Regions from separate parts of the Homo sapiens genome. Here region 2 is linked to region 1. Evidence: read pairs that join two places in POLR2A ChIA-PET (ENCODE). Cell type or tissue: PC-9. All regions are shown on one strand.

Region 1 (2,500 bases):
GCTGATCCATAGACTGCACTCTGAATAAAAGGATTCAGAGTAAGTAGTTAATGAAAATCTTAGTTTTCAGAAAACACATGTAACTTTTGCTCACTCTACAAAACGCTTAACATTTAAATACAAAACTTGATCCCATTTCTCACTTGAAAGTAGGTACTAAACAGCTCCAGTCTGTAGATTCCTGAATAAATACAATTCCCTATGTAGAGTTTGACTATCTAGATTAAGTAGATCCCATTCATGTTTCTCACAGTAGAAATATATTTAAGTACATAATAAAGATGTAGTAAAAGGACCAAGTTCTGTGACATAAAGATGTCTTTATCGATCAGAGAACATGCAATGTCAAATAGTGATGCAGCCCAGGCCATCGGTAAGACTAATGTCTGAGCCTGGACTGTACAGCTTAAGCTATTTAGAGCACAGTCTATGGAATAAGACTAACCTGAGGTTTATAGCGCTCGCTCACTTACTAGCAAGTGAGCTTCAGCAAATTACTTATTGCATTTAGCCTCAGTTTTCTCTTTTTAAAGATGGGGATACTATTACCTACCCTTTAAGATTGACAAAATAATGATTAGCATACTGCCAGGCTCATAAGCAATCAATATACGTTGGCTACCATAATAAAATAACACATTTGAAATTTAATGTTTAATGTTAAATGAATTACTTCAAATATAATTTATAATTCTCCCTGATAAATCCTAAATAATAAACCATTTTAAAGCAAAAATACTTTAAAGGGCAATTAAGGTAAAAAGAGTTTTCACTTGAACTACTACTAAAGGATATTAGCTCACAATTAGAATTCAACACTTCTGTATCTAATTCTCACTACTCAGTTAAAACTTCGAAGTCATTTTTTAAAGTATTTCTTTGCTAAAGGAGTTCTGTAATAAACACAGGCTGCATTTACAATACTTTGCCCTGACAATCACAAATTCTGTGTATAAAACCTCCCCCCCAAGTTTCCTTAAACACGCTATATGTGAGAATCTCAATTCACTAAGACTAAAGGCAGAATTCGTATCTACATCTTCAAGTTACACTTCTTTTGACCGATTATTTCCTATTCTTGTATCTTAAGATGAATTACTTTAAATGAATTCAGTTGAAGCTAAATGATGGTATTTCATCAACTCTGTGAGGCACTCTTCCCCCACCACACTCTGACATCTCCGACACAGAAATTTTACAAAAAATGGCATCTTAGCATTGTGTCATATTTAGGGTTATCTTTCCTAGTGGTACTTAAAAGCCAATTCAAAGGCATCTTAGAATGAAAAAAACATAGAATACATTTTAGTGGCTCTAGAAATTATAGCTTATACTTCTTACACCTCTATTCCAAGAGCCTTAAAAGCTTTGCTTTATAATAGACACATTGCTTAATTTTTTTTAATTAATGTATTGATGAGGGTGAATGCTGCACCACTACACTTTTAAAAATTCTAGCACAAGCTTGTCCCACCCATGGCTTGAACACCGCATGAAGCCCAGGATGGCTTTGAATGTTGCCCAACACAAATTGGTAAACTTTCTTAAAACATTTTAAGATTTTTTTTGCATTTTTTTTTTTTTTTAGCTCATCAGCTATTATTAGAGTTACTGTATTTTATGTGTGGCCCAAGTCAATTCTTCTTCCAATGTGGTTCAGGGAAGCCAAAAAATTGGACATCCCTGTATCTAGCATGTCTATAAAATTATTTTAAGCAATTCACCTACCTGCAAGTAAAGGTGATCTCATTTCCATTACTCCTACTGAAGGGCCACTAATTGATCGAGGTTGTGGAGTCACCGGAGCTGGCAAATCCCCCATTAAAAATCCAGGTAAGAACTGGGCATTAACTCCTGGCTTTGGAGATGTGGGTGAACCCAGCATCATTGGTTCAGATCCTACATGAATCAAAAAATAAATTAAGGACTTTTCTGTTACAGTTTCTGTTACATGTTGATGACAAAAACATGCAAGAATCTAACATAATTTTGCAAATTTAATCAAAACTTTTAGATATAATAGAACCATAGTTGAATTTATTATTTTAAAAGCCAACAAAAAATATTTCTAGAAAAATGTAAAGTTATCTTGTATTCACTTTTTTTTTTTTTCTGAGTCCGAGTCTCACTCTGTCACCAGGCTGGAGTGCAGTGGCGCAATCTCAGCTCACTGCAACCTTCACCTCCTAGGCTCAAGCGATCCTCCCTCCTCAGCCTCTCAGTAGCTAAGTCTACAGGCCTGCACCACCACGCCCAGCTAATTTTTGTATTTTTTTGCAGAAATGGGGTTTCACCATGCTGCCCAGACTGCTCTGGAGCTCCTGAGCTCAGGTGATCCACCAGCCTTGGCCTCCCAAAGTGCTGAGATTAAAGGTGTGAAGCCAGTACACCTGGCAGCACAATATTTATCTGTGACAGCTATTTTTGTTTACATTATTTCAGGGGTTTAAAAATCACACTAATAACTTCTTTCCATTTCCGAATCAGTTTGGACTATGTA
Region 2 (2,500 bases), 110 kb after region 1:
AGCCTTGCTTTGATATATTTGGAAAGTAATTGAAATAGGTCAAATAGTGGCAGGGAATTGCATCAGCACTGGTGACCTACCTAAAGTGATTTAAATTTTTTGTTTTTTATTTTTGCCCAAAGAACATGAATACATGATAATGAATAGTCCAGAAGAATTTAGGATGAAAAGTGAATATCTCCTAGTTTACTTTTTCCCACCCTAGTCATATTCCTCAGAGGGAACTTCTATTTTTAGAATTTCTACAGGTTACTGCTAGAACTATAACAAATATGCTTATTCCCTTATAACTTCAGTTACCAACTTTAGACAGTGTCTCTCCTATGCAACAAAAGATGAGGATTTAGCTTGCTCAATTTACTTCCCCTTACTTCCCCTCTCAAGCCTTTTTCCCAGTGTTTTTTGTTAGTATTTTTGGATCATTGATTACTTCCTTTTTTAACTTTAATATAGTTTTTTTTTTTTATATCCTCACCCTTGGTTATTTATCCATTTGTCCTTTTCTTCTCATGTTGTCAAAATTGTTAATGCTTTTTTTTTTGGTTCTGTAATTATACAGTGTTCTGATACTATATTTATTATATGTTGGTTGAAAAAAATTAAATATTAATAAAGGCCTAAGTGCTTGGTTTGGATTTCTTTATTCCATTGTCACACTTTGGGCTGTAAGATGAATAATATATTTAGCCTTAAAGAGAAAAGGAATCTCTCTTCCTAAATTCTGTCATTTACTTAAAATTATTTTACAGTTTCATAGTTATACCATGACTTTCTGAAATTATAGTTATAAGCCTTTTTACTTTCTTTAAATTTATTTGGCCTTATAATCATGTCACCTTTTTATAATTTTTTTTTTTTCCTGGAGCCTACTTTCCTCTAACCTTCTGTCTTCTAACATCAATCTAGATAATTTGTAAAAGCCTGCTGTGTAGCTTTCATTATGGGTTATAGCTTTGTCTTCAGTGTGATGATTTTACCTGCGCTTTTCCACTGAATTTTCATGAGTTTGAGAATCCCCTAAAGTTGCATATAGAATTTGTGTGTGAATGAATTATTAAGCTTTTTTTCATATTCTCAAGGGTGGTTCTTATGATCCCAAAACACATCTATTTTAAAACATCTCCTTTCTTATCCTTTTTATATAATTACCTGTGGTTTCAGAATATTATTTTGTGCATCTTATGTGCTATATATTTTTGTCATACTAAACTATATTCATAACCTCTTCAACTCAAAGAGACTTTCTGCTTTCCTGGAAATGAGGCTGCCAATGAGCATTACACTGGGGTTCCATAGCATAGCCTTCAAGTATATACATTTCTGGCATCTGTAGTCATTTTTCCATACTCTTCAAATTTCCTGAAGTTATGTCTTGCCTGTAAGTGATAGTTTTTCAGCTTTCAAACAGTTGTTGGTCCATTTGGCTGCAGTGGTGATTTTGATGCCCTTCATAGTAGCAGAGGACATTATCACTACCTAATCACCTATTGACCTTTAACTTTGGTTTCCTTGGTCATTTCTTTGGGGCCTTTAGCCACTTTTAACCTTGTACCTTTTAAGTACCTTTAGCATGTTATCTTCTCATTGTTTCTTCATGGCAGGTTCAGTACTACCTTTTGTCAGATCTAAAGTTAATTGCCAAGATTGAAAATAACACAGTAAAAGCTACAATGGAATAAATAACACATGTTGCAGAGTACTTACTTTCTTTTATTCTTCGTAGTACTCATCTTGGCCAAGAATATTTTAAATAGGTACATTAATGGTCCCTGGCCAAGAGTATGCAGGCTAGTATACTATGTTAGTTCCCATTGTCTAGTGTAGGATAGAATGTAGAACCTAAGGAAAATATATTTGCTTGCTTTATTTTTTTAAAGGAGTGTTGTATTTGGGGAAAGTATGTTTATACTTTCATTGAACAAATGGCCATGTTTCTTTTGCCTCGACTTTTTTTTACTATCTGGAATAGTCTCTCTTTCCCATGTTCTTTCACTAGGCTAGCTTGTCTTTCAGGTCTGTGCTTAAATGCCACCATTCAGAGAAGCTTTCCCTGACCTTTCCAAATTAGTTTAAGTTCTGCATATGTATGTTTCCATCACATTCTCCACTGATTATTCATTTATTTATTTAAATCCTTTATTGAGCGCCTTCTATGAGCCAAGTTCTGTTCTGGAAGAGAGGATTCCAGCAGTGAACAAACAGAAGTCTCTGTTCTTACAGAGCTTATATTATGTTGAACAGAAATAAATAATGAACAAATAAGAATATAATACCAGGTAAAGAGTTCTAGGAAGAACAAAGCAGGGTAAAAGCATAAGACTAATGCCTGGCAGATGTAATTTACTTAGGGTGACCAGGAAAGGCCTTACTGAGAAGAAAGCATTAGGGCAGAGATTTGAAGATATGAGGGAGTGAGTTTAGCTAGGGGAGGAGCATTCTGTGCTGAAGGAACCGCAGCTCCAAAGGCTCAGGTGGGTGCATGCCTGGCATGTTCAGGAAC

The links. ChIA-PET counts read pairs that join two places held together with the same protein. Peaks named below come from ENCODE experiments on the same cell type or tissue, not always from the same donor. Only the 100,000 strongest peaks of a DNase experiment are listed, where the experiment ranks them.
Region 2: POLR2A ChIA-PET joins it to region 1 with 11 read pairs; 4 of 35 experiments call an interaction of 5 or more read pairs at or near these places.

What each region holds. Positions count from the first base shown.
Region 1 is chr2:183,127,686-183,130,185 of GRCh38, reverse strand. It overlaps NUP35 (nucleoporin 35), which reads right to left. Exons shown (of 9, transcript NM_138285.5): 2 at 1,729-1,899. Among named protein-coding and RNA genes, the nearest start is that of NUP35, 4.5 kb to the right of the region's middle. In PC-9, no CTCF peak of the experiment used is centred here; no DNase peak of the experiment used is centred here.
Region 2 is chr2:183,013,844-183,016,343 of GRCh38, reverse strand. All of the region lies in intron 2 of NCKAP1 (NCK associated protein 1), which reads left to right. Among named protein-coding and RNA genes, the nearest start is that of NCKAP1, 23 kb to the left of the region's middle. In PC-9, no CTCF peak of the experiment used is centred here; no DNase peak of the experiment used is centred here; H3K27ac peaks cover 545 bases.